7 separate regions of the Mus musculus genome follow, and regions 1, 2, 3, 5, 6 and 7 are each linked to region 4. A link is a loop called in an ENCODE intact Hi-C map of the cell type or tissue named here. Cell type or tissue: gastrocnemius. All regions are shown on one strand. Region 1 overlaps Bcor (BCL6 interacting corepressor). Region 2 has its middle 97 kb from the start of Gm34187. Region 3 has its middle 49 kb from the start of Gm26314. Region 4 has its middle 100 kb from the start of Gm14635. Region 5 overlaps Gm34301 (a long non-coding RNA gene). Region 6 has its middle 5.1 kb from the start of Gm46687. Region 7 has its middle 63 kb from the start of Gm46687.

Region 1 (4,000 bases), 180 kb before region 4:
GCTGCCTTTTCCCTCACCTCTCCAAGGTCAAGAACTCCCAGCCTCTTTGGATTCCTGCTACCTAGCCAGCAGGGCAAGAACTAACTAGAAGTGATCCTAACCGAGGGCCAGCCACCTATTTGGAAGGCTGCTTTGCCATTTTCTACTGCCCAAACACATTATCTCCCCGAGAATGTGTCAATAGAGTTGCCCCGTCTTACTTTCTTTTTTTGTTTTGTTTTTGGTTTGGTTTGGTTTTGGTTTTTGGAGACAGGGTTCCTCTGTATAGCCCTGGCTGTCCTGGAGCTCACTTTGTAGACCAGGCTGGCCTCGAACTCAGAAATCCGCCTGCCTCTGCCTCCTGAGTGCTGGGATTAAAGGCGTGCGCCACCACGCCCTGGCTCCCCTCTTACTTTCAATCAGTCTCACTAGTGAAAAGTCCATCTCAAGGCAAAGGGGAGGTCTTGGTAATTAGGCCCCTGTATCTAAGCACAGGGTATGTATGCATATGCGTGCCTTTTGTGCTTTCCCAAGTGACCCTCTTTACTTCTTTAAATGGGTTTTGTCTTTGCAACACATGGAAACTCTGCCCCACTTTCCAGTTTCATGACATCTACAGTTTTTCTTTTAGAATACCACTATACATGGTCTACATTTACATACCCGTGTTTACTCTGCTCTTGTCCAGTTCTTTATCTCCTGGGCATCTCTTCTACTAGGACATTGGGACCAAAGTCTCTAGATTTGTCCCAGCACTTGTCATTCAGAGATACATCTTAATCTGAGATTCCCTTTCTACTGCTTAGGTTCTTTGGCTAGCCATATAATGAAGTTCATTTCCTGGCCTGACCAGCATGGCTTTGCAGTTTAAATGTAAACAGAGGAACCTTAGGCCACACATTTTTAAGGGGGAAAGGAGGGAGGGAATAAGTTAATTCTATATAGGGGAACCTACCTATCAATATCCAGCCCCGAATAGAACTAGACTAACTTATGGTGAGCTGCAGTAAATTTTAGGTCATCGATACACGAATGATAGAATTTTTTTTTAAGTGTCCAGACCATCTCCAATTTGGATTGTCTCTCCCACATGTCTGATTATAACTATTCACAAGTTCGTGGTTAAGTATTTATGGACAACTCAAGGAATGCTGTGTTCTGCCACCAATACATACATGCTGTATTTGCTGGCCTGGCATCTCAGGCTGGGGGGGGGGGCTTTAATCTGGAGGCGTCTGGGTCAGAGAGACCTTCTCTCACTTTGAGTATCCCCCTACATGCTTCAGGTCCCCATTGGAAACAGAGAGGTCTATATAGTCTGCTCAGAAACTCAGATTCTTAGGCGAGGGTGCCCATTTTGAGGTCAAAGTTCCCAGAATCAGGAGTACTAGGTCAAGCTAGTACTCTGTCGAGCAGCTGCATTCGATTTGTGAAAGAATGGGCGGATGCACACAGAAGAGAAAGGAAAACACGAGTGGGTCTAGAACCCAGGCCCCCACCCCGCAGACCACTCTAATAAGTCACTTTTACAAGACTCATTGTCCCTCCCCCCATTAAACTATTTACCGCACTTAAAGGGTTAAGAGACACCCCCTCAATCTGCCTTCCACCCGGCAAGCAAGCCCGGCTTGCTGGGTCGGCAGGCTAGCTTTAGCTTGCTAGCTCACAGCTCTCCGGAGTCGGCTGCCGACTCCACTGCCCCCCACCCCCCGTCCTTCAGCCGGGAGGGAGTCTGCATGCCTGTCTAGACCGATCTATCACCCGCACACCAACAACACCCGCGAGAGCGCGGAGACCCTGCTCAGGTCCCCCTGGCCCGCACGGTTCACAGCGGAAGGAGTCCAGCGAGCGTGACGGCGCCTGCGGGGTAGGAGGTGAGGGTCCAATAAGAATCTGGCCGACCCGAGCACCCTGCTAGTCTTCCCCAGACCCTACCCCTTGCGCTCGCATCAGCCCGGCTACCCGGGCACTGTCACAGCTCTGCGCGCTGGGCAGTCCTATTTTTATCTTGTCTAATCCCAAACTGGGCGGGGAGCACAGGCGTCGTGCTTAGAGAACAAGAGATAGGCGAGGGAGGCGGGGAGGAGCAGCCAGGCAGCAAAGCGAGCTAGAGCGAGTTAAAGACACAGTGGAGGCGGCCGCGAGCAGGAAGAAAGAGCGGGCTGTGGGGACCTCGCGGCGGCGCACGCAACACACGGCCCTGCGAAGTTGTTCTGGCCTGCCCGCTGTCCCTCACTGACCACCCCTCCCCACTTCCCAGCGGCACTCTCCGCAGCAGGGACCGCGGGGGCCCGGGCTGTGTGGGAGGCGGAGGCCAGGCCGGCCCTGCAAAGGGCTGGAAAGAATCGCTAATGAGCTGTGCGGCCCATTGATCCAGAGAACACTTCCTAATTAACTCTCAGTCACCTACTGGTGACAGCGCCTCAAAGGAGAGAGCTGGGGCCGATCGAGCCCCAGTCCAGACCTACCCGCCCAGCGCCTGGTGACCGAAACCCGCGTGATCCCCTAACCACCGCAGGCAATTCGCGTACGTGGTGGTGTACTCCGCACACTAAAGGCCAGCCTCAGATTAAACCTGGACGGCATATTAATCATCCCGGCTCCGCGTAGGTCTACACGACACAATTCAATCCCAAATAAACACCAGAGGCGACACTGCAACCCAGACCAGGTAACTAGTCGGGGATGGAGTGGGAAAGGTCGAGAAGAGAGTATTCCCCCCAAGAGTCCACATATAGGTGTCTCTGAGGTCGACAATTGAAATACCTTCCACACAAGCAATTCTGTTAGCAAAATCCAGTACCGTGTACAGGTCGGTCTCTCCCGGTGGTGGTGTCCGTTTCCAATGCCACAGAAGTGTCAGATGGCTAGAAATACCCAAGTCTGTCTGCTCACCACCCACCACCTTCTGGGGTGGGCTATTTCCTCATTTTTTTTCCTCCCGGTCCATTTTAAAGTATTTTTTTTCCGTCCAAGGAACTAACCTTAGAACCAAATAGCAGTACTCATCCCTAGCATTCTCTCAATAAGGGTGCGCAGGGAGGGGGTTACAGTTAAAACCCCGGTCTGTCTAGTCTAGACGCAACCAGGCAGGACGAATACCTATTTGAGGCGCGCTGGTTTCTTTTTAAGGTTTGTTTTTAAATAAACATAACCCTCCTCCAGTTCCTTCTTCGCTTTTCTATTCCCCCAACCCCCACCCTTTAGACGCCGGCGGCGCGCGTCTTCGCGCGCGGGTATTCAGAGTCTAGCTGGAGGTCGCAGACTTTCTGGAAAAGATTCATTAACAGCAAATTAAGCCTGGCTCGGCCTCGGCCTACAAGGGGACAGGTTCGGTCGTCTTCGGGACGTGGGTACGTGTTCCATTGAGCCGCCGGGCAGCCAGAAGTCCGCCGGGACTACACGTGCCACGAGCCGCCCTACTCCGTTCAGGGCGCTCGGAGGCTCTCTTCGAAAATAGCAGGCTCTCTTCGCCGCAGCCCGCAGCCCCCGAGTTTGTGGCGGCTCCGTAGCGCAGCCTCCCGCCTGCTTCAAGCGCTGGCCCTGTGCCGCCTCGCCCTCCCCGCCTCAGCCGAGGATCGCGCCCGGTGCGCGAGTTCCTCTTCGCCTGGAGCCTCCGCGTCGCCCTCCCTCCGAGTGGGACCAACTTCCCGGGGCCGCAGACTTTCACACGCCCATCGGGGCTTCCCACCAGGCTCCGTACAGCCAAGCGGAGAGCCGAGGGCTCTGCTCGCTCCCCCACGCCGTCCCTAAACAAGCAGTCTACAAGGGCTCCAGGAGGCTCCGAACTTAAAACCTGCCTTGGGACGCCTCCCGAAGGGAAGGGATGGAGGTGGGGGGGGTCGAATTAGAATCTTAAAAGAACATTTACAAAACAATGCATCTGACCTGACGGGTCGCCGGACTGGCCCATTCCGAATCTCCGGCTCTCCGCTGTTTCCTAGTAGGCCCCCCCCCCCGCCCCCGTTATTCCACGTGATTCACGCTTTGGGGCAAGCCAAGGAAAAACCCGGGACTCCCC
Region 2 (4,000 bases), 620 kb before region 4:
AAAGCTCATTTGCTTGTTCAATAGCTCCTTCCATTCACTCAGGTCCACTTAGGGCAGAACCAAAAGAGAGCTGGGAGGGGGCCTTTTGGATTTCTCACCCAGCTTTCAAAGCCTGGGAAGATGGAGAGAACAGAGGTCTCAGGAGCCACCTTGGGAGGCAGGTGTGTCCCAGTGAGGCTAAGAGAGCACCAACAGCTGGATGAATATCCCCCATTAAACTATGGCCAGCCTGGCCAGCAGCATGGAACAGGCCTTTCTGACAGAGACGGTCATTCACAACTTCATTTGGTGAGAAAATAGCTAGCTGTGCCTAGCTGCCCAAGTGATGTCCCAGAGGCAGGGACAGCTCACTATAGGAAGCTATAGGAAGCTAGCCAAAGGACCCCACAAGAGAGTGCTTCTCAAATGATTTGTGGTGAAGGACCTGTTATTTCTTGTTAGGTTACTCCCCTCCCCGAAACTTTCACAGACAAATCTCTTGTGAAATACAACAACAAAAACAACAAAAAATGAACAACTATAGGACGGGGGATTCCATATTTTTAAACCCTAAGTTTTAATGGCCTTTGGAGTCAATAGGACATAGAATGGCTCTGACACATTGAAGTTCTAAAATGTCTTTTCTTGATTTCTGTGTTAGGTTGTCATTTACAGGGTAACAAGCTGCTGCCGAACCAGCCCAGGTCTACACAGTGTTGGAGAACCATTGCCATAGGTTAACATGGTTAGACAGAGCTTCCTAGGCCTAACCAGTTATCCAAAACAGGCAAGGATGTCACTGACATAGGACATCCCAGGTAAACAGGAATGTCTGACAGCCCTTTGTTGGGTGTCATAGTCTACAGATGTAGATGATTATCACATGTCTCCAAGGCACAGAGCTAGGACAGTAATAAAATCAGGCTCTCTTAAATGGGGAAGCCAAGACTCAGGGTAGGACTGGGTATTTGTCAAGTTTACAGGGAGGTTATGAACTAAGATCTTCCTTAATATCAGTGAGCTCCCCCACCAACTTCCTCATTCTAGTGAGGATGCCATCGTGTACATGAGTGTCCCCAAGGGACATGTTCTCCCTTCAGGGGCTCCTCTTCTCTGCAGTTGCTGACAATGTCTCTGGGCATCATTCGAATTCCTTGGAACTGCCTTTAACTGCCTTCTTCATCCTAGTTTTCCTGTAAAAAATAAGAGTTGGAACCTCTCCAAAAAGAGACCCAGGACCCCCAAGCGAGAGAACTCTCTGGTTAGCAACAAGAACCAACAAACCTATCTTGGATATTTCCTCCCACCGGCCAGTGACTTGTACCTTCTAGAATAGGGAAGGGTATCTGGGATCTGGACCCAAGTCCTCACAACATCCATGACTCACCATCTCACTCTGCTTCTCTTAACTCAGTCAGGACAAGGGGAGGGCTGTGCAACTCTCTTTCCCAGCCAAGGAAGTCACCTAGGAGCCAACACTGGGAACCAGACAGACCCACAAGCTCCTGGCCTGGCAGTTGCCAGCAACGGAAAATCCTGCTAGGGCCACTTCTGTCTCTGCCAGCAGATGTCACTGCAGTCTGACCTCAGGTTACCAAAAGGGCATCACTAATTTTGGCTTTGCAGCCCTAGAAAACCAGACACTAAGTTTCTTGGCCCTTTTGCTGTTTTCTTCTGGCTTGCTGACTGCAAAAAAGACCTGTTTTGTCCCTCTGTTTTACCATCTGTGAAATGGACATGTTCCCCTTCACTCCCTCTCTTCCCCAAAGAAAGAATTCAAGAGCTATGATATTCCAGAACTAATTAGTTCCTACCCTCCCCAGACGTCAGTTATTCCATCTATCAGAGTGCCCAGTGATAGTTCACTTGCGTTCCATCTACCAAAACAGGTAGCCAGAAACACCTCCACCTATTTCTGTTTCCATAGTAACAGAAGAGTTAAAAAAAAAAAGGAAGAAAAAGCCTCTAACAAAATAAGACACCTAAGAGGCATAAACAAAATATGTGATGGTGTGGGAGACTGTAAAGTTTTTATTGCCACCTGTTTGGAAGACCTGCATAATTCAATCCTGCTCCCGGCATTTGCGAGGGAAGCAATCACCCCAAACTTGTGGCAATAAAGCCTTTATAGCCCCCCATGCTGGCACACCCACTTTCGAGGTACAAAGCCCCAGTTTGATAAACTTCCGCTTCTTGTATTTGCATAATGGAAATGGACGAGATTTTCCACTCAGGCTTCTGGGAAGCTTAGCTGGAAGCCGTCCTGGAAGCAACTCCAGCCAAAGGACCTTGGGACTCGACAGGGATGCTGAGTCCCATTTCCCTGAACCTGAGACCAGGCAGGTTCTAGTTGAAGGTCATATGCCTCCTGAGTCCTAAGTCATAACTATCATTGCAGTGCTCCGTTAGAAAGCACGCTAAGTGAGAAAGCTTGTCCAGGGTTAAGTGTAGGAAAGAAAGGTCCTAACTCAAGTAGACATCCAACGCCCCTCACTGTCAGACACACACACACACACACACACACACACACACACACCCTCTGCTCACTTTCAGGTACCCTCTCCCTCAATCTGTTGGGGACAGGTCAGGTAGTCGTGGCTGTTCTAGATGCCTCTCCTTCTCGGCAGATTACTACAACCCTGCCAGGACTCAGTGGTAAAAGTTTGAACGTGTCTGCAGAGCTTAATCAAATGCTAATTCCGTGTGGTGAAAGAATTTGCTGGAATCTGCAAGGGAGCTCCTGGCAGCAAGAAAATGCGTTGATTCACTCCCAAATCTGCTTTGCCCAAGCCGGGTGCGATTTAGAGCGTAAGCTGTATTAAATCACAAAGTGCTGTGTGGATCATACAGCCATCCTTTGTGTCGTTAATGAAGGGAAAAACAGGGCTTTATTCTGAAGCTTTGTGTATAATCAGATGCCATGTTGTAAAGCTCTGGAAAACACACCAGAAATCATAATTGGGAGGAAATAAAAGGGTTAGTCCAAAACAGCGTATGCAAATAAGGAGGAAAAAGAAACTGCCCCCAAGATTTGTGCGTTTCAAGAATCAACTTTTAATTCATGCACAGGGAGATTACAGAAGGGGAGGAGCGGCCTTTAAAATAGTATGAAAAGCTAGTTTAGATGTAAATGAGAGATAATGGGCTTTCACCAGGAAATAAGCAAGGGGGCCAAGTTTGTGCCCAGGGCTGGGGGAGGGGAAGGCAGTTTGGCTTCTGGTTGTCCTCACTGTTGCAAACATACTCAGGGTTTACAGCACGGTAAGGAAGGCAAGGTTTCGTGCCATTGGCTGTGGTTAGCTGCAGTAGGAGGAAGAAAGGTCCAGCTTGCCTGTCGTAGCTCCGGAGGTTCTGGGATCTGGCTGAGTTGGGAAGGGGGTCTCGCGGTTGTTGTTTTAGCACAAAAATAGCCTCTGTGGTGTGATCATCTCAAGGTCGCCTAGGAAAGTGGTTGGGGTTTTGACGCCTGTCGCTGTACGTTCAGCCAGAGGAGAAGGAACGCTGCGCTGAGCCCTCCCCAGCCCTAATTCACTAATGATTTGCTTATTAGTTCGGATCAGGGAGCCGGTTTCTGGAGAGATGTGAATTGCCATTGATTTAATCCTCTTCCCAGCACGCGCTCCCGGCCTAGGGTGAGGCTGGGAGGAGAGAGGGGGGGTTGTCAGCTGGTTCAAGAGCAAGTTGCTGCTTCTCCTGTCTGGCTTTGTCTGTCTCCCCGACCATCTGCTTTCAGGCAGAGAGGAGCCCGTGGGTGGAGGAGCTAAGCCCAAGAGCTCAAAACCCGGACTCTAGACCTGTGTGTCTCCGGGTAACTGACAGCTGAGCTCAGACTTCTACAGCATGTGGGCAAGATATTGTGGTAACGTCTCATTAAACTAGAACGTTGGGGACAGCACAGTTCTCACACTGTCAGTATGTGTCCTCACTTAAGCCACCCACCAGCCTCTCAGGTAGATCGCCTCTACAATTTACAAGGGAAGAAGCTGAGCCTCAATGAAGTTAAGTTAGCCTGCCTAGGGTC
Region 3 (4,000 bases), 450 kb before region 4:
AACTACAGTGCAGTTGTTCACAGAGGCTTCAGCTGAGCCAACGGAATGGTCTGGAGATGCAGAGATGTCAAGAATTGAAGTACTATGACAAGTGCTTCCATGCCCCCATATAGACCAGTCGCAGAATGAATTGCTTTCCAGAAGTTAGGCGGTCAAGGCAATCAATCCAACTGCCATCAGCTAAGGGCAATTCCAAGTGGGAAGTAGAGCACTCTTCCCCCACCTTGCATCCACACCCTGTCCAGCAAGACTCCTGCTCATCTTTCCAGAGGCAACCGGAGACGGACCCATCCTTTTGAGACTGGTAGTGAGAAATGAGCACCATGGGCTCAACACTACTTCTGTATGGGGAGATGACCCCGTTTCAGAAACATGGGCTAGCTCCTTCCTATCTGGGTAGTGAGGAGTAGAAGACATAGATCCCTCTTTCCCACCTCAGCCCCAGCCTGTTCCCAGAACACACTGATGCTTCCCTTCAACAGCTGAGTGGATGGATGCTGCCTGGGAGGTGCCAGCAAGCTGGTGGGAATGTTCCAGCAGGCCCGTGGGAATGTTGCAGCTTCCACGATTTCCTCTCTGTCAGTGCCTCAAAGTGTCTACAGGGCTATACCAATGACAGGCAAGCACAAGAAAAGCTGGTTTCTACAGCCAACCTGGCAATCTCTCCTGGGCTCAGGCCAGGAAAGTCCCACCCTTGTTCCCTTCTCTGCCCATCGTACTGCTGCATGTCCATTTCTTAGCTACGAGAAGCAACTGCATTTAGAGCCCTCCGTGCCAGGGAAAGCCCAATGCCATTGCCAACCACACTACATCGCCGTTCTTCTGAAGGAAATTACTATTGATCCCACGGCTCTCCTCCCCATGCTGTTTGCCGGGGACAGCCAAGGATTCCCGTGCCAGCTGGGCTCCCACACGGCTCAACTGTTCCTGTACCAGATGGCCAGACCAACACCCTCTGGCTGCCGCACGCTCCCTGGGAGACGAGGCTCTGACGTCTCTCAGCCTGGCTTTTCATGCGAGAGGACAAGGACGATGGGTTAGGGATAACAGGGCCAATCAGGTTATTCTAAAATCCCTGCATTTCCAAACCCTAGCGATTATCAGCATAACCAACAAGGCAGGAAAACTTATTCCATAGCCTTCACTTTTGCCGGTCTTTTGACAAACATAAGTTAAAAGCCTCCTTGGCTTGGGGATGCAAAAACATAGAACCTAGTCCTGACCTTCAAACAAGTTGCAATCTACTAGGTACAGATTGGATGACTGACTGCATCTTTATTGATCAAACAAGGGCACTTCTGAGACTATGAAGTGGGTGCTACTCAGAGTTAATCCAGTGTAATGAGCTAAAGTAGGGTTTGTTCCAGGCAAACCAAGATGTTTAGTCTTCCCAAATGGTCATGGCATGACCAAAGTTGGGGAGTGAGGATTGGGGGGGCGGTCTTGAGGGGGGATATGGTGCTGTTTGGTGGTGCCACAAGGTGGCGCAACTGAAATGCCAGCTTTGCCTTGCCTTTGTTTTCTACCTTGACGAAAACTTTCCATGACCATCCAGCCAATACAACCCATCCACATGTGCTGGAGCCTTAGGATGCTGATTTAGAAGAGCCAATCACTAAATTTTCTGAAAACTTGCAAGTCAGTTGTTGAACACACCATTAATATAACTTAAAATAAATTAAATACAAATAATGAAAACTTGAAATGGGGTAAATCGTATTCGAAGCAAATTCTGCACATTCACATCTTCCTACCTTGCCACAGCCTACAAGTCTTTTCGCCACGGAGTCCCTGTAGTCTAGTCTGTGTGGAAGTACTCTGCAATGCTGAGTAGCCTCTTCGTGCCTCCCGGCCCCTCCCCCCGCAGCTCACTGTCAGCGCATCATGTGGGAAGCTCCAGGCTAGCTGTGGTGGGAATATTTACACCACGGCGATCAGCAGATGCTACAAATCAAGGCTTGGGTGGGGGCAGGGAGCCCGTTGTTCAGCATTTACCATCCCATCACTGGGACCGTTATTTAAGTTCCATAATTTATGTGGCTGACTTCATATGCCATGAAGAGGTCTATCAGATTCTGAGAAATTATAGTGTCTCCTTGTCTACTCCCAAACTCAGGAAGTTGAGAAAGGTCTGTTTCTCCCATAACCTCTCTGAATATTCAGAAAAAGGGGAATCCACAGAGACGACCCAGTAATGCCCAGTGACATGGCAAGCCGGAGCAAGAGGAAGTCCAAGCCAAAAGAAGATAGAAAACATATCCCCCACCCCTCAACCTTTACATGTGCACAATCAAATGAACCAATAGAAACTCAAGGTAGACTCTCATCTGTGATTGGAGAGATGGCTGGCAGGAGGAGGAGGCATCTGGAATGGATGGCACATAACAAGAGAGTCAGAGGTGTGTGTGGGGGTGGGGGCACAGATAAGGAAACACAAGGCTGAGAGGAAGCACCGTGGGATAAATAGGAAACATCTAGAGACCAGAGCAGCTGGCCCACCTTGAGAGAGAACTCTAAGTGAGCGTTGGGGTGGGCAGGGAGACATAGCCACTGGCAAACTTGCTGCCCAGATGGGGAAACAAAAGCTCCAATATCTAACTCCTCCTACTGGTCGGATGGTGCCTCCCATTGGCCAAACCCCACAGGAAGCCAATGGCCCCGGCCCTGGGATCCAATTAAGGATCAACCTACTCCACTCAGAACAGGGTACAGAAACATAACTGGGATGAGGGAAAGTGGAACAGATTTGCCCAGCCAGCTTGGTTCTGCCCTCAATCACTAGGCTCCAAGAGGACACGCCTGGGACCACTCACTTGTATGAGGCCTGGCCTGGGGTGGCAGAGCAAACCACAGACTGGCTGTGAGCCCAGAAGCAGGCAGGCCATGTGGCCTGGCAATGCTGTATGGAAGTGTTTGAGGAGACTGTCCAAGCCCAGCTAACCAGTCGCTCTGCACATGCCTGTTCCCAGCTTTCCATGAGCCCATGATGATGTCTGTGCACAGGTGAAGGTTTCACCTGAATACTAATAACTTCAGGGTCTGGACCTTGCACGATCCCCTTCTGGAAGTAATTTGTACCTTCAAACTACTTTTCTTTAAAATAAACAAATAAATAAATAAAATAAAAGCACAAAACCTGTATTAGTTTTAGGCTCCCACACTTGGATCTTCGCAGCCAACTATAAACAAGGAACAGGATTGGTTTCTTCCCAGGGCTAAATCCCAAACCGGTTCCAGAAGTGGAAGTGGGGTCATAAGGGGCTGTTATTCCCAGGAGCATTCCCCCAGTCCCCCGCCGCCCCCAACACTGGGTTAATAGACAGCAAAGTAGGCATAGGCCTTTTGTGGCCCAGCACTTATGGAAAGCTGGGGGCCTCCTCACCCAACTCCGGAAGATTCCCAACGAACATTAGCATAGTAAAGGCTGCAGATAAAGAAAGCGTTTGCCTTTGTTTACCGTGGGGGTTGCCCATACTTCCTGGAGCTTAAAGCTGAAAGCGAAATGGGGAGAGTAGGCGTCTGATAAGAGGGTTTTAGGCTTGGGGCACAGCTCAAGCAAAGCTGCCCCCAACCCCCAGCTTTGAGACCAGGGAGAAGATACCAGAAGCTGCTTGCAGCTGGCGGGAAGTGTGAGAAGGCGGAGCGGGAAGGGATGGGCTGCAGGGGAATGAAGAGCAAGTCTTTGGTCTCCAGGGCCCTGGGCAGTGACACATTGGAGCTTGCATTGTGACTCCCACCTTCAGAAGGTCTGGCTCCTTCCTTCTCCTGCATCCTCCTTTGGGAGCAACTGGCTGGGTATGGGTAGGGGGTGGATGCCGGTTGCAATGTGGGCAGATTCCTCCCCACACCCACCCTAGAACTTGTAGACTCTAGTGCACAGACCCTCCTGGCAGGAGGCAACCCTGCTGGACTCTCCGAGGGGATAAAGGCTTCAAGTTTGTGTACAGACACCACGGAGTCTTTGTAGGTACCCCTAGGGCAGAAACGGGGGTGGGGGGCG
Region 4 (4,000 bases):
CAGCTTCCTTAGCTGTAAAATGGAGGTGTGGTATCAGGTCCTCCACCTCCTTTCTAACCCTGTGCTATGAAGCCTTCTTACTCCGAAGGATGGAAATCTAAAAACTACATCTCCCAGACACCTTTGCAGCTGGGGCTGCGGATGAGAATTCAATTTTGACAATTAGATACATTTGTGTGAGGTTTGGAAGGAAGGCATGAAGCAGACTGTCTTCGGCTCTGGCTGCAGTCGCTGGACACACTGTGTGGTTGGGGGTAGGGGGAGGGTATGTGGGGTTATGTGTGACAATATTTTGGCAATTGCTCAGCCGCTGATTCTTGTGGGTAGAGGCACAGGCTCTTGTGGCTCTTGAGAAAGGCCGTGGTGGCATGGGATCCTAATCATTAGATCTCAGCTGCAATCTGCAATCAGTGCAGCTCCCGCCCCCACCCCACCCCCCAACTCCCCTGCTTCTCACTTTCCTGCTAGTGGCAGAGAGGGCGGCAATCTTGGGGACCAATTCAATGGTAGTGTCTTGTGAGTTCAGAGACTGTTCCTCTCGGGCCTTCCAGGAATTTTGTGAGCACCTAATTTCCTGGAGTAATTTCCTATTCTTGCTTAAAATAGCTGGAAACATTCTCTGTTCCCTGCAATTGGATTCTAGCTGCGGGAGTTGATGACACTCCACGCTTGTGGGCCGGGTGTTGATGGAATGCTGTGGGCTAGTGGGCGCTGCCTAGTACACTGTTTATAAGGCCCTTGCAGACTGCTGGCAGTTTCCAAGAAAGGGTATGTCCGTTTGCACCCAGGACTAGCTGTGAGTGGAAGCCACCTCACATTTTACCAGCTCCTAGTCCTAGTTTTACATAGAGTTACTGGGGCAGAAAGCAGCCTGAGAGACTTCCGATTATTCCTGTGGGTCATCTGCGTCCTCAAGGCTGAACTGGTGTTTGCTTGTTTGGGAGCGAGAATCCCACCTCTTTGCAGAGTGATGACTGGCACCACAGAGGTGCCACAAACACCTGGGAAGAGAGAAAGTCAGCTGCCAAAGGCCACTCCCAGCCCCGTGCCCACCATGGACACTAGGATTACTACCTCCCTATTAATTGGTTATATTTGTGAAGCCTTCTCTTCTGTCCCTCTGCCAGCAAGTTTGAAGATCGACCTGAAGACAGATCTCTTTCTCTGGGGAATGACGAACATGCTCACTGCTGTGGGATGGGCATTTAAGAGTTTTCAGAGAAGCTAGCCTGTGGTATTTTGCCTGTAATCTGAATAGTAGCCATATTTGAGGCTAGGCTGGGCTACTTGAGACTCTGGTCTTAAGGGAACTAAACCAAAGTTTCCAGAGAAAAACCTGGAAAGAAAGGCAATTTTGTCCCGGAATTACCCGGGGGTTGTGTGTGTGTGTGTGTGTGTGTGTGTGTGTGTGTGTGGTGGATTTCAAAACCCAATGGTAGGTTTGGAGCCGCAGTCTCAGCCCAGGGGCTCTGGGGGCTCTGCTAGCCACTGAGGGAGGAGCAGAAAGTCTTTAGGGTCAGAGAAAAACAGAGCTGTGTGGAGTCTTCGAGCCCCACCAAGCTCTGGACAGATTGCTCCTTCCCCTCAAGGCTCAAATCTTTCAACTCTCCCCTTCACTACTCTCTTGGACCCAAACCTTTCAACTCTTCTCCCTCTCGGCTGGCTCGAATCCACCCAGCTTTCTTCCACACAATGGAAACTCATTGTGAAGTGACGGGCCTGGCAGGTGGCTCTCAGATCCCCCAGCTGGGTGGAAGCCGGATTGGGCTTGGCTTCCAGAACAATCCAGGATCTTCGCGGGGCTGGAAGATGAGTGGGAGGGATAAAGTGTTCCAGTGGCTTTCACCAGCCCCAGTCAACTGTGAGACCAGAGGAGGAGAGAGGGGGCAGATAAAGGCAGCTTTCTCCGGGCGTGCCCAGTTGGAGCTGGTGCGGTTTGAAGTTTTGTGTGGTTTGGCAAAGTTCCTTTTTTTTTTTTTTTTTTTTTTTTTTTTTTTGCTGTTTCGAAACTGCAGCAGTACACAGTGGCAAAGGTCACTGGACACCACAAGCTACCCCTGAAATGCAGGAGGTGGCGGGTCTTGTCAGGCGCATGTCCCAGGATACCAGGGCAAAGAGAGGCCAGGCAGGTCCTGGCCACACATCGAACTCCCAGGTCGCGCTTGAGAAAAAAAAAAAAAAAAAAAAAAGCCACCTCCCGGAAGGCAAGCGAGACAACGCTTTGGCTCTGGCGAGCTGAGCCGCTGCTGGCTGGGTGGCTCAACACAGCTAACTGGAAAGACGAACCTTCGCATTCGGATTCCATCTTTGGCCTCAAGGAGAAAGAGCGACGCTGGGGACACCGCCTGGAGCCTGCGCGCATAGCACCGGACGGCTCTTCCTCCCACCCCAGGCTTCCCGTTTAACCTTTAAAGTGCCGGAAAAATCTGCAGCCCAAGCGGGCTAGCCTTCCACCCGCTGAGGAGATACGGGTTCTCTGGAATTGGGCGTGGCAAGGCGGAGGTCACTGCAAAATAGAATCGGACACTCGTGCTGCTTGGGAGGGGAGACTAGGGAGTCTGGCAGGTCCCAGCGGGCTCACACCCTCCCAGGACCTTCCTGCCTCCGCTGAAGGTGGGGACTGAGAAGGAGGCAAGCGTGGAGAAAAGGACGTGGGAAGACACTGGTCACGGAGGAGACTATTTTTAGTCTTTGCTACAGCTGCGTGCGTTTCTCTGACGAACTAGTCAGGGACAATTCTCCTGGCTGAAAACAGTGTAAACTTTCCACGGGGAGTGGGGGTGGGGGTGGAGGGCAGTGTGGAGGTGACACAGGAGGGGTGGGGAGAGAGGTGGTTGGTGGTGCAGGAAAGGGACAGAGAGGGGGAAATCCCCGAATATTCCTCACAGACTTGACAGGAACACCAGAATCTCTCCTTGATAGAACAAGGTCCTCCAGCCTCCTCACCCCAAAGAGAGCTCAGCTTTCACCATAGATCTTCAAGGTGGGCACCCTCCCCCTTTTGTTTAATATCTTGGAGACCACACAGGCAAGATTGGGGACTTGTTCATCATGCCTTCTAACTGGGGACAATGCCTCCTGGGTGGCATCAGTCACAATCCAATCATTAAACAAATAACAAAGATCTCAAACAGGAAAATAGAAGTGGGGGAGGATCTAGAGCTAGATTCTTGGAGGGAAGGCTGTGTGTCCTGGTTATCTAGGTCAGTAGTGCCCACAGTGTGGTTCCAGGATCCCTCTGATAATCAGGGCCCTGAGATCCAGGACCTCTGAAAAGGCTTTTGTGATTACAAACCTAGGGGAGGCTGGGTTTTCATTAATCTAAGGCGACATGTCAGTACCCCAACTTAGTGGATGCTCCAGCAGCTGTCAAGAAGAGAGAGAGAGAGAGAGAGAGAAAGAAAGAAAGAAAGAAAGAAAGAAAGAGGAAAGATGCTTGCCACCACCGAGTCTGAGGACCTGAGTTCTTTCCACGCACGGGACTCCCATGGTGGAGGGGGAAAATCATCTTCCACAGGTTATCTCCTGACTGCCGGGGCACGTGAGCACAAACATACATATAACATTTATATGTCATTTACATTATATGCATGGGTGTTTTGCCTGCGTATGAGGTGACCAGAGGGTGTTCCATCCCTTGGGAATGGAATTACAGATAGTTGTAAGCTGCCATGTGGGTGTTGTGACTTGAACCCTGGGTCCTCTGGAAGAGCAGACAGCCATCTCTCCAGCTCCCATAAATGCAATTTTTAGAATTAAGAAGGGAAATGGAGCCGGGCCATGGTGTCACACGCCTTTAATCCCAGCACTCGGGAGGCAGAGGCAGGCAGATTTATGAGTTCGAGGCCAGCCTGGTCTACAGAGTGAGTTCCAGGACAGCCAGGGCTACACAGAGAAACCCTGTCTCGAAAAACCAAAAAAAAAAAAAAAAAAAAAAAGGGAAACGTTCAGGAGCTGGAATCTAGACTGATGCCAGAAGGTTACTATACACCTTAATTAC
Region 5 (4,000 bases), 250 kb before region 4:
CACTTTGAGTTGCCTCTTGTGGCAGAGTCTCCTCTGCAGATTGTTATTCCACACTCCCTCAAGCACCGAGCACCGGGGCTGAGGCATCTACTGAAGGAATTGGAACTGCATCAGCAGCATGGGTGGGTGGGTGGGTGGGATTTAGAAAATAGTCAAAACTGCTTCCCTCTACCCCCCAGTCTCGAATAATTTCCCCTCCCCCTTCCAGGCCACCCCTCCCCTCCCCCCTCAATTCTTTAAGGTTTGCAGCCAGTCTTGTCATATGGTTTTGTTTCTGTGCTACTTTTTTTTTTTATTCAGACACCAAAATTGGACATGTGTAGAAGTAACCGGGCTGGAGAAGCGAGGGGTTCCGACTCAGCACAACGGCTCACTGTACCTTCGCCACTCCAGCCCCAAAGGGACACCATCTTGTCTCCTGTGAATGGGTAGGCCCTTGGAGTCTTTCTCCTCTAAACCTGACCAGCCTGTGTAGCAATTTTCAGAAGCCCCTAGCCCCAACTAAATCTATGTGTATATGGGAGTATGGGGGTATGTGGGGGTTCCCTTTGGATTCAGCAGCAAAGAGCTTGCTATTTTCTATGGAAAGAACCCCACCTTCGGTAGACAATGTTACCTCAAATATGAATGTTTAAAACCCAACTGGTCTTCATACACAGGACTTCTGACAGTTAGAGGTCTCCTCCCGATCTGATGACCCATCTCCAGGTACTCATCTTCACTGGACCTTCCTCCAGCAATTGTCTGCCACTGCAACTCTGACTTTGCCTCCCAGCCAAGCAGTTTCTCTTCCTCCCAGTGGCCTGTGCAGTCTCAAAGGGGCACACTCACAGCACGGAAGCTTCCTGGCCTCCTGCCTCCCTGAGCTGGTTTCCTTTCACAAGCTTTCTTCGAGCTGCTGGGGCCACGGCAATGCCTGCGGCTCCTTTGCAGCTCTCGGTCTCCCTGCAGAGTGTCAGGCTGTGAATCCGCCTTCTCCCTGCAAAGGTCAGGCCTCCTCCTTTCGAGTGGCCACAGTTGGGCTTTGCCCTGCAGAGCTCCCACACTACGGCAGCCTAAATATGGGTTTGGGGGGGGCCATACCCAAGCCCAAGGGGTGCAGGCTTGATGGAGGGAAACACTGCAAACCTCAAAAGCAGTTCAGACTTTCCAGCCAGAGACTCAAGGAGGGAGGGGGGAGGGAGGCTAGAAATGCAACAAGAATTTAGGCCCTTCATTTCCTAGGGAAAGATCTGGAAAGAGGCCTCTGGCATCTGCAATGACAAGCTTTAAAGTGTCCCTGCAGTTTCTAGGGCCAACTCACCCCTGATAGGCTGCAGTTAACTTTAAGCAGTAATCAGAAGCTAACAGCTTTAGGCTTAGGACTCAGTAACCACCTGATACCAAATCAGCTGCAGCTCCCCTCAAAAAGGGACGGGGGGGGGGCAGTCTTTCTACCACCCAATGCCTGAGAGTAGTAAACTCTGTTAACAGCAGGGAGAAGGATGTAGAGAAAAATAAGAGGAAAAGCCATTAAATTTGTTTCCTCTAAAGAGCACTACTCCCTCCGTTTCTCTGAACCGTACCTTAAAAGTCAGAAGAGAGACCGCTTTAACTTTTGTTTGGTTTAACATTGCCAACTTGAAGTCAACCATAGCCCCCACCCCCCAAAAAAAAAAGGTTTTGTAAAATATTTAATCTAGCTCAAACAATTTCCTGCAGTCCCTAACTGGACCACCCTACTTACTGAGAGGCTGCCAAAAATCTGTCTTGACTGCAGGCTGGCAACCAGAGGCCCTCCAGCTGGAGCAGCCACAAGACTACTAACAGAACCAAAGGGGATGAAGGCCAGGGAACTCCGGAGGTCCAAAGCAAACGAAGAAGCTCCAGGAACAGACTGGCTTCAGATTTTTCACACTAAACGGATTGTTGGTCCTGTGACCTTCTATGGCCCACTCTGAACTCTTGTCACCAAGATATCTCACTGCCCTCCCCTCCTGCTGTCATGCAGGTGTAAGAGAGTACTGTGGGAGGGTTGGCCCGCTGTGGGTCTCCCAGCACCCTTTTCTGCTCCATTCAGTTTTCTTAAATAGGATCTCACTGAGGACTACGAGAGCCCAACGAGAGCGGGATCCTTCAAGGCTCCGGATCCTCAACCCCTTCTAAAGGCGCCGCTCACGGGGGAAAACAGCTCTGCCCAGTTTCCATTCCCGCCTCCAGAATAACGAGCCGAAAACATGTGTACTGTAAATAAAGCCTGTCTAAATAAAGCACTCGGGGAAAGGCTGCCGAGAAAACACTCTGCATCGCTCTGTGCTCAGAGTGAGTCAGCTTCCCAGCCCCCGAGGAACAATGGAGACCTTGCCAAAGGTCCCCTTTTATAGACCCCCCCAACTTCCCCCTGGTCCGGTTAGGTGATGGTGGTAGGGCACTAGTACGCTGTGACTTTTGGCTCAGAGAATGGAGAGGGAGAGGGTGTCCCCAGGGATCAAGGTTAGGATCCTGTCCTGAGATTAATGCTGCCAGGAATCCCTCTGCCACCAGCTGCGGAGGCTAAGTGGAAGCGCTAAACAAACAGAGGGCAAAGGGACGATGTTGTTCCAGGCTAAGGAGGGCCTTCTCTTGAGCTTTCCCAACTCACCTCTCCTAAATCTCAGATGGAAAGAAGGTAGCCAACTACCTGAGTCACCTCCAACTCTTCACTTCCTATCTAGGCCCACATACAGACATCGTCCTCACGTGTGTGTTGGAGGCCAGGCCTCCCACCTAGACAGTGTGAGTGTGAGCATCAAAGCAGAGCAAACCCTCGATGACGAAAAGCAGTCTTGGGACCCACGGTGCCTTCCTTGCCCTGTCTTTTATGTACTTCCTTGGGAAACTGAACACCCTTAAAGAGGCGGCGAGATGGAGACCTTTGCAAGGTGTTAACTGATTGATGCAATGGCTTCTGCTCTGGTATGAGCCAATGGTTCCAGTCCCCCGCCCGGTGACCTTGAGAAAGTCAGGGATCTACCCCAAACGCTTGGGATTTTCCCACCCCTAGAGGCCAGCCCTTTATCTCAGCCTCTCAGGCTTTTTGGCCACCCAGCTTTGTCCGGCTAGGCTGGCTAGCCTGCTCTGGGAGGAGGTACGGGAGTGGGGTGGGAGGGATGAAAAAACACCAAAGGCTTCACCCACACCCTTGCACCCCCTTCCTCGCCCGGGGCCCCTCGGCCAGTGCTCTAGCCGCCCGGTGTTGCCAAACCCTCACTGGGCAGGGTTGCGGGGTGAGGCTTTGGGAACAGGGCTTGAGCTAGAGAAGATGAGGAAAACAAGTGAAACGGGAGGGGCGGGGTGGGGTGACGGCTCATAAATCAACTGGCTCCACCCCCAGCCCTCAGAGCTGAGGCGCCTCAGCCCCGCAGGGAAGAGGAGGGTCACTCGACCACTCCTGGACGACCTCTGAGCTTTCCCTGAGCCATCGCCCCACCCTAGGCTCAGGCCGCCGTAAGACCAGCTCCTGGCCCAGATCGTAAACCGCCCGCCGGATTCGGCGGGAAGCCGCCCTTGGACGCAGCGCTCATCCGCCCAAGGGGAAGTTTATTTATAGCTTGTAAAACGTAAAGGAAACCAGACTTCGCTAGCTTGCGGAGCCTGGGCGCCTTCGATCCCCACCTGCCCACCAAGAGGGCTCAGCAGGGGGTCTGGAAAGTGGGGTGGCTTCTAGTCCTCCCCCTACTCTGCACCCAAAGGAGAAGGGAACCTTCTTCTGTTGCTGCCCAGGCTTAAATTCCCTCTCAGCGTGCTTAAGCAGGGCGCTTGATGCCACAGAGAGAGGAGGCCAGGGCCTGGGCCCTGTGTGGTTAGTGTAAAGGAGACTGAGCTGGCCCACTTGGCACGCACGCCCGGGCAGGCCAGGCAGCGCTGTGCGGGATTCCACAGCTTCCGCTCCCGACAGGGGGAAGTCCCAGAGTGCCAGGAAGCCTTGGAGTGGGTGCTCCCGGAGCCTCTCCTTGGAAAGCAAGGATGCTGTCCCCGTTCC
Region 6 (4,000 bases), 160 kb before region 4:
TTGCGGGGATGTAGAGTGGTTTGCGTCGTGAGGCCTGACAGAACCTTCTGTGTGGGGCCGCGGTAGGAGGAGGTTAATGCATAATGCACAGCGCCTGGAAGCCCAGCCATTAGCGGCCTGTCGGTGACACAGACAAACGACTGAAAGGAAGGGGATCCAGCTCGCTCTGGAGTTTAAATATACCAGCATGGAGAGGGAACGCCATGATTTAAAAGTGTGTGTTTGCAGACACCCGCATATATTTTAATGATTTCCAGCAAGCTGCACGTCCCAACCCGGCACCCCCACCCCTCAACACAGAAGAGAGAGGATGAAGGTAGGGAGTCTCAATCAGAGACCCACTGACCTTTTTTGTTGTTGTTGTTGTTGTTGTTTGGAGGGGGAGGGGATGAAGGAGAGAGGTTGGTAAACAGGGTGTCGAGAAAAAAAAGAGGCTCCGGGAAGATGCCCAAGCCAAAGCCATACTGGTTTTAATTCTTTTTAAAAAGAAAAAAAAAATCTGATCATGGTGCCTTCCAGCTGGGACAGGACCCTCCACACTGTACAAGAAAGGCCAAGGGGGGGGGAAAATACACTCTGTCACCCTCTTCTTTCCCCAGGAGCCCACAGTTTTTTGAATCTTCCTGTTCTGCTGACAATCCAGAGACCTCCTTCCTGCCCGTTTAACACACCAGTGTTTTTTAGCAATTAAGGCGAGAATGGGGTGGGGATAAAGATAAGCCAATTTTTTTCCGCCATGCAAGTGTGAAAGATAAGATAAGGCTAAGCTGGGGCAAAGCGGCTGCTTACAACCTCCCCTCAGCGATTTTGATCGGTCACTTCTTATCTCGAAAAAATGCTCCTTTCGAAAACTGCATCAAAAAAAGAAAAAAGCTGACGGAAAGCGTTTTCATTTGGAAGTGACATTTAAAACCTAACTGCCTTCCACCAGCAACCCCTCTCCAAAGGCGAGGCTCTCCAGGAAAAGTCGCACCTCTACTGCAGGGTTTCAGGCCTTCTCGTGGGAGGACTGGATTTCTAGTGTAATTAAACTCAAAACCAGGGATGCGCGATGAGGACTTATTCTGCATCTGACACATGTTTATCTTTTATTACTGGTCTATATTTCTGTCTCACCATCGAGAGGATGTGCTGAAACTAAAACAAACAGGTAGCTATATTTGGGAGGGCCATATAATAACTATGTCAACAATGAGGTGGCTGTTCGTTGGAAAAAATAAAAAAAACTCTGTTGATTTTCACAAGACCCTGTAATCGGGAGTGGGGGGCGGGGAGGGCCCAGACCCTGAGAACTCCCAACTAAACTGGACTCTCCCTGAGTTTTATCAATTGTTTTCTCCTCACTGAGGGATTTCCGGAAGACTTTCTATTTGTTGAAGGTTTTGGTATCTAAGCCCACGCCCTCAAGGTGACCTGCAACTCCCCGCCCCCCGTCCCCCCCAATAAAGCTGCTGGCCCAAGATAGCAAGCAAAGGAGACCCCACAACAGGCTCAGAGCTCTGAGGCACCTTCTTCCCGTAAGCACCTCCAGTCTGCGGGCCCGGGATCAGGCTACAGGACCCAAAGCCCAGAGCCATCCGCAGCCGGATTGTCCCCAGGGAGCCGAAACCACCGGTCGGGGAAACCCCTCCTCTCGCCCTTCCCCGAAGAGCCTGGTCGCAGCGTCAGCGCAGAGCGAGCGGGCACTGCTGCCAGCCCGGCCTCTCCGGAGGCCCACAAGCGTCCCATTAGTCAGCCCGAGTTCCCCTTGGACGAGTCGTCTGGCGTGACCTCAAGGCCCGGTTCGGGCAGGGATGGGGTGCGGGGCCGCGGAGAGCTCGGCGGGACCCGGCCCGACTTGGTTCCGCGTCCCTGGACCCGCTGCGAAGAGGAGCGGGCGGGCCAGGCCGCTCCCCGGCGGGCTCCCGGCGCCGAGCTGCGTTTCACGTGCCCGCCATGGCAGCGGCGAGGAGGGGCTGGGAGGCGCGCGGCCGATCCCGCAGGGTCCCCGATCCCGCGTTCAGGTCCCTGGGGCGGGGCGGGGATCGAGGAACACCCTGAAGCCCCCATCCCTTCACAAGGCGAGGGCGACGTCGCCCGATGCCCCGGGGTTCCTAGGGCGCTGCTCCGAGAGCTGCGCGGCGGCGGCAGCCAGGGGAGGGTGCTCCTCGCGGCCGCGACGGGAACTTCCCCGCCGCCCCGCCGCCGCAGTCACGGGGACCGGAAGCCCTCCCGCCGCCCCGAACGGCCAGTGCTGGCCCCTAGGGCAGTCCTAGACGGGAGCTGGCCGTCTGTCCTCCTAGATTCCTCCAGGCTCCAGGCGATTGTCCGCACCCCGGAATGGACCCATTTTAGGCAAGGTCCGGCGAGACGTCCCCCCCCTCCCAGTTACCGCCACCAACACGCCTTTCCCCTCCCTCCTCTCTGGGCCCCGCAGCTGGGACAGGAGGGGCGCTGAGCCGCCACTTGGGCCAGGCAGGAACACCTGCTCCCGAGCCCTGCAGCTGGGCGCGAGGTGCCGGGGAGAAGCTGTCTACTGTTGTGTACAGAGATCGCGGAACAGAAATGGGGCGCTCCGGAGCACTGGAGTCTCCCCCCACCCATTTCCTACTCATTTTGGGCGGTCAACCCCAAAGCCAGAAAGGGCACTGATCTCCCTGAGGGTCTTAGGGCAACAACACCTGAAATCCAGCTTCTGGCCTTAAGAGGTCGTTAGCAAGCCACACGGGTCAAAAACCAGTTGTGGGAACCTTCCCCAGTGTCCACTCCCGCTCTTCAACCCAGACACCCTCATCTGCCCCACGCATTCTGGCCTCGTGCCGCGGACGGCAGTAGGTCAGGATGGCACCAGCATCTCCCCCCTCTCCCGAGGGGCAGAGAGTCTGGTATGGACCTTCGGCTTTGGCACTGCGCGTGGGGGAGGGCCAAAGGGTCCTCCCCATCTTTTCGAACCGGCGGCGGAGCTAACCTGCGAGGCTGTCCCAGCCTCACCCCGCCCCCGTCCGGCCCTCCCCGACTCCCCTGGCCCAGGGCCCGGCCGGGGAAGGCGTTGTTTTGCCAGCGGGAGCCGAGCGAGTGCGCAGAGAAAAGCCACCCTGCTCTAATGAGAGTGCACACAGCGCTGCAGCGAGGAGGAGGATTACCCGGCGGGAGGGGGAGGGGAGCGCGGGCCGGGACCGCGGGCGGCGTGTGCGGCGGCCCCGTGGGCCCGGAGTCCCCGCCTGTCTGGCTGCTAATCGCACGCTTTCTGCCGTTACGGAGGCAGGCGGGAGCCGGCGGCCGAGCCCAGCGCCGGCGACTCGGCGGGTGACACGGAAACATGGCGCAGCGCCCCTCCCCCGCCCGCCCTCCCGGCGCTCCCGCCTCCTGCCTCGCACTTCCTCCCGCCCGCGCGGCTTTTGCAGTTCTAATGCTCTGCTTTCGGCCTGGCACCATTACGCTAGCAGCCGCTTCTCTGCGGCCTCGCGCGTCTCTTTCCCCTTTGTTTTCAGGGTCTATAGAAAAGGTTTGCTTTTGTCCCGAGCTCTCTCGTTAAACCAAACTTGTGGTGGCAACGGAAGGCAGTGCGGGCGGGGAGGGGCCAGGGGATTTTGGCAGCAACAGAGCAGAGCGTGGTGGAAACTTCTCTTGCTGGGTTCCCCGCCACCGCCTTCCAACCCCCACCTCCACTCACAGACAAGCCGCCCCGCCGACGCTTCTCTCCTGAGAGGCCCCAGCGCTCCAGGAAGAAGGCCTGGGACACAGGGACTGTGACCACGGGCCTTCGAAGAGACCAGGGTTCTTGTCTGTGACCCCAGACTTTTGGCACTCAATGACCTTGATCCTTGGTGCGTTGACTTGACTTGGCTTTCGTCTGGTCCTTCGGGGCCCTGTTTCTCAGTCAGTGAATAAAGGAAAGGATCGAAGTAAAGTGTTTAGCGTGTGATTCTCCTTTTCAAAAGGCTGGCTGGAACCTTACTCATTTACTGTAGGCCTTCTTTATAGAGTACGGGGCAACAAGAGGGAAGCATGGACTCAAAGG
Region 7 (4,000 bases), 96 kb before region 4:
GAGGTTGGGTTAAAGCTCTGCCTAGGCCTTTATCCCTTTTGCACCTGGCCACCACCCCAGGCCAGTAGGATTGCTTGAATCCTTCAGGGAAGATTACAGAGCACCCCTCACCTCCCCATTCTGAGTAGTTCTAGGCCTCCAGGAAACACCAGCAGGCCTAAGTCTTTCTTTTCATATTCATTTTAAGCCAAGTCGTTGCCTAGCTTCCTGGTCTTCGCCCAGCAGACCTACATCACCTTGCTGTTCAAATCTGTCAAGTCCTACTTCCCGGTCCCAGATTGTGTGTGTGTATGTGTGTGTGTGTGTGTGTGTGTGTGTGTGTGTGTGGTGGGTGGGCTATCTACCAGCATCTGCTCTCCAGACCTACATTAGGGGGACAAGGCCAAGAAGCTACTTTGAATTTATATTCTTCCGGTTCTTGTCTTAAAATGTGGTTTAATCCATTTTAAAGGACTATTTTCGTTCTCATTAACCTCGAATTTTAATGGTGAATTTTTCTTAGAGCATTCCAAAGATTCGCCCATTCTTCAGAAACTTAATTCGAAGTGATGTAAAAGAAAGGGGTGGGGATTCCTGGTCTGAACGTGCTTTGGGCTTGACTGTATCTTCCATAGCCTTGCAGGGATGGGGGGGGGGTGGTCTTAGTTCTACTTCTTAATTAACAAAGCTCTGGTGCCTTCCATGTGTGGGAGAGACCCTGACCACAGCGAAATGGACGGGCCAAGCTGCCTTTGCAAAGCACTTTAATACTTCCAGCCTCTTCAATCTACTTAAGGAGGGCAGAGGTAGTGTTAACTCTCACAGAGGGGGAGGCTGCCTCTACTAGCCCCCAAGTTTCAAAGTGTTTGTGTTCATCATTGAAGTGTGGTCAGAAGCCAGGTGCAACCTGTCTGCTCCCGTTGAATACCCATGCTACCCTGAATCAGTGTCATTTGGTTAAAATGGTGCATCGTTTTTGTTTTGGTTTGGTTTGTTTTCTGGAAGCTGCCTACCCTACCCCCCCCCCCCCCCCGCTTCAGACGATTTCCCTTCATAGCCTAAAAAAAAAAAAAAACAGGAATTGTCTGTGTCAATTCCGACTCCCGGCCACGGAGGGCTATTTTAAAGTGTTTCTGCAGACAGACCCTCTGGCCCCGCCGGAAGTGTTTTATGGACCTGTGAGTCCAGTTAATCCCAGGAGGCGAGGAAGGATCAGCCCGGGGTGTGGGAATCCTGTGTTTAGGTTATCCTTATGGGACTTTGGGGGGGGGGGGACACTTAGTGACTTTGGCAATATAATGTGCCCTCTCTCCATGAAACTCGAGATTTGAACCAACGAGGAAGGAAACAGGACAGGCCCCCATCGAGGTGTGGCCTGGGGAGGAGGGGTACACTCTGGGACCACAGTGAACTTGGTAGGCAAAGTCGAGAGCACAGTTGTGTGAGCCAGTCCCCCACCCCAACCCCCGGCCCTGACTTTATCTTTCTAGCCTGTGGAAAGCGAGAGAGCCGCGACCCGGGAAGGAGCCTTAAAGAAACATTCAGGAGCGACTCGCGACTGGAAGATGGCAGCGGCTCCCCTGGGTTTCAAGGTTCCAAAAAAGGTGTTCTGCCTTGAGGAGTGAGGACTCCTGCTCCGCCCCCCCTCTGACAGTCTCTCCCAGGGTCCCCAAACCACTAAGCCCCCAAGTGCGCCTAGGCCGCTCAGCCTCTCCAGAACACGTAGGGATGTCACACTGTGGTCCACATAAGCTGTGCGGTGCAAACCTACTAGTCCTCTTGGGAGATAGGATTTACTCTCCCGTCCCCAAATTCAGACACAGGCTAAGGTCTCCTATTTTTACTCCTGTGTCTCTCGGAAGCACGGGTAGAATCGATCCTCTCTAGCAGCTGCCACTTCTCGGGGGACAAGGGAGTCCATAGGCCTGGCTGTGCGCCCCAGGCTTTAACAGCGTGTGCACTTATGCGGGCTGGGGGGGGGGGGGAGGGGCACAGCCTTCCCCACCTGGACTCTTCGAAGCAAACAATCGCCGCGAGCTTTCGAAGCACCAGAGCGAGCCAGGAAGAGGAAGGGAAAGTGGAGGCCTGGAGCGCGCTTGGAAAGCGTGTTTGTGCGCGCGCTCGGGGGAATAGGGAGCTGGTGGTAATCGGGCTGGATTGAGGGCAAACAACCGGATCCAGCCGTCCCAACTGGGCTCTCCAGCTCCAAGCAGGGGAGCTTAGCTCAGGGCTGGCGCCTCAAGTGGAGAGAAGACCGGAGCTTCTGGAGGCGCCACTGGGCATCTAGCCAGACCCACCGGAGGAGCCTAGGGGCGCGCCTGGAGACGGGGGACCTGCACGAACCAGTCACCACCGCGGGTGGCCGTTTACCTAAGCCTCACAGGACCACTGAAGATAGGCGATAAGGAGTTCCTGAGCAATCGGCTACCCCCAGGCCCTAGTCACCTCCGGCGGACGTGACTGCCGGATGCTATGCGGCTAGGTGGGCTAGGGGCCTTTGCACTGTCTCCCTTGGCCCTTTCTGTGCTGCAGAGTCACGAGTCACAGTAGATTCTGTTACCTAAGTCTGGAGTTTTCCTTGCGCCGGCGGGGGGGGGGGGGCAGCCAAAGATGTTGGGCATCTTAAGCCACAAAATTTTGGGAGGGTTGGGAGGGAGGTTTTTTCCCTTAGGGGGGGAAAACCCTTAAATCACACAGGCTACAGCGTGGGAGAGGCCACACGGCCCTCTTAGGGCTTTGGGCAAGCTGCTTAACAGTTCTGGACCCCAGGGGCGACACAATTAAGGCAAGGAAAGCAGTCTTAGTGTCCACCTCATAATAGAGTTGGTCAGAGGAGAATAGGCTTCCTGTGTGTAGACCACGCCAGTGCCACATATGCTTGCTAGGGTATTATTGTATTCCCTTCCTATGGGTAAAGGGGGGGGGGGCACTCTCCCCCGAAGTTAAAGTTACCCCAGGTCTCTCGGGAGGCATGTTTGGGCAAAGTGGAGAGTACGTTCACTGTTTTTGTCCACAAGATAGTTAAAGCAAAAATGGCCTCAAACTATCTCTTGACTCCTTAACCTTAAAGGCCTGACTTGGTGGTGTGAAAGAGTAGCTTCCCCCAGCCCTTACAGTCTCACGCTGGATCCCAGGTGGGCCTGGGCTTTAAGGCAATCCTCTGCTTCAGTTTCCCGAGTGCTAGAACTGTAAGGAAGAGCTAGCCAAGCCTGGGGACTGGGCTCTCTGCTGGCATTCATTTCGTTTGGATTACTGTCAAGTTCCAGGCAGGGATCAGACACCGCATCTTTACACTCTCCCCGCGGTCTTGAAGGACACAGCAGGGGTCTTTCAGAAATACTCTCCTAGCCCACCTTTGTTCAAGGTGATTTTTCAAGACGCGATTCCAAGCTACCTCGTTCTTGGTGAGGCTGGGTGAAAGGAAAGTCCTCTGCCATTAGTGGACTACATTTTACTGACACCCAAATATAAATAATGTTCATGTGAACAGGATTGGTCAGATTCCTATCTAGGAAAGGCTCTCCTTACTGTCTGGCACGGTAGGGAGATGTGTGCAGGCAGCAAAGAAGGGTCTGAAGGGTCCAATACAACTCATAACATGAGGCCGCTTTTTTTTTTTCTTTCTCAAAGACAAGACATTTCTCCTAAGTGGCTACCGGCGGTAGACTAATCACTTAAATGTGCTGGCGATGGGCTGTGGCTCTTAGTAGATCCTTATCTGAGCTGTGAATGCCAGGCTGCCAGCCCCGCGAAAGACAAAGAACACAGACGCTTCTACGGTTCGCTCCTTAGAGCCTGGGTCACCTCTGGAGCTTGCCCTGTACAGTCTCTATCTACCCCCGCCCCCTCCAAGCTGTGACTGATCTGCCTCTGAAACAAATTCCTCAGACTCAAAGCAGAATTCCAGTTCTCGAGCGCCACCCGGAGAGTTCACATCTCCCCTCCTCGGAGGCCGCGTGGTGCGCAAGTGAGAGTCCGAGGGCGGCGGCCTTGGCAGCAGCATAGTTCTGTGGCCTCCTCC

What was found. Peaks named below come from ENCODE experiments on the same cell type or tissue, not always from the same donor. Only the 100,000 strongest peaks of a DNase experiment are listed, where the experiment ranks them.
Region 1: it touches region 4 in a loop (5-fold over the local background); 11 of 42 quality-filtered maps call a loop at or near these places.
Region 2: it touches region 4 in a loop (5-fold over the local background); 12 of 42 quality-filtered maps call a loop at or near these places.
Region 3: it touches region 4 in a loop (2.3-fold over the local background); 3 of 42 quality-filtered maps call a loop at or near these places.
Region 5: it touches region 4 in a loop (4-fold over the local background); 9 of 42 quality-filtered maps call a loop at or near these places.
Region 6: a loop joins it to region 4, with 2.4 times the contacts of the local background. A loop is called at or near these places in 13 of 42 quality-filtered maps.
Region 7: it touches region 4 in a loop (5-fold over the local background); 14 of 42 quality-filtered maps call a loop at or near these places.

Annotation. Positions count from the first base shown.
Region 1 is chrX:12,075,209-12,079,208 of GRCm38, forward strand. The region is part of intron 1 of Bcor (BCL6 interacting corepressor); the gene reads right to left. Among named protein-coding and RNA genes, the nearest start is that of Bcor, 3.3 kb to the right of the region's middle. In gastrocnemius, no CTCF peak of the experiment used is centred here; DNase peaks (open chromatin) are centred at 1,795, 2,062 and 3,530; H3K4me3 peaks cover 2,727 bases; H3K27ac peaks cover 2,639 bases.
Region 2 is chrX:11,628,573-11,632,572 of GRCm38, forward strand. No RefSeq gene overlaps it. Among named protein-coding and RNA genes, the nearest start is that of Gm34187, 97 kb to the left of the region's middle. In gastrocnemius, a CTCF peak has its summit at 1,544 (motif pointing right); DNase peaks (open chromatin) are centred at 1,499, 3,197 and 3,674.
Region 3 is chrX:11,799,915-11,803,914 of GRCm38, forward strand. No RefSeq gene overlaps it. Among named protein-coding and RNA genes, the nearest start is that of Gm26314, 49 kb to the right of the region's middle. In gastrocnemius, a CTCF peak has its summit at 1,506 (motif pointing right); DNase peaks (open chromatin) are centred at 826, 1,480, 1,891, 2,856 and 1 more place.
Region 4 is chrX:12,250,242-12,254,241 of GRCm38, forward strand. No RefSeq gene overlaps it. Among named protein-coding and RNA genes, the nearest start is that of Gm14635, 100 kb to the right of the region's middle. In gastrocnemius, a CTCF peak has its summit at 2,351; DNase peaks (open chromatin) are centred at 326, 1,783 and 2,333; H3K4me3 peaks cover 1,168 bases; H3K27ac peaks cover 1,260 bases.
Region 5 is chrX:12,002,425-12,006,424 of GRCm38, forward strand. It overlaps Gm34301 (a long non-coding RNA gene), which reads left to right. Exons shown (of 4, transcript XR_003953093.1): 1 at 1-122; 2 at 301-428; 3 at 660-987; 4 at 1,760-2,312. Among named protein-coding and RNA genes, the nearest start is that of Gm34301, 2.3 kb to the left of the region's middle. In gastrocnemius, no CTCF peak of the experiment used is centred here; DNase peaks (open chromatin) are centred at 939, 1,789, 3,214 and 3,641; H3K4me3 peaks cover 1,320 bases; H3K27ac peaks cover 3,181 bases.
Region 6 is chrX:12,085,405-12,089,404 of GRCm38, forward strand. It overlaps a transcript of Bcor not described here. Among named protein-coding and RNA genes, the nearest start is that of Gm46687, 5.1 kb to the right of the region's middle. In gastrocnemius, a CTCF peak has its summit at 2,150; DNase peaks (open chromatin) are centred at 1,703, 1,922, 2,152, 3,027 and 2 more places; H3K4me3 peaks cover 2,766 bases; H3K27ac peaks cover 2,752 bases.
Region 7 is chrX:12,153,827-12,157,826 of GRCm38, forward strand. It overlaps a transcript of Bcor not described here. Among named protein-coding and RNA genes, the nearest start is that of Gm46687, 63 kb to the left of the region's middle. In gastrocnemius, CTCF peaks have their summits at 2,215 and 3,907; DNase peaks (open chromatin) are centred at 1,165, 2,275 and 3,919; H3K4me3 peaks cover 1,449 bases; H3K27ac peaks cover 1,559 bases.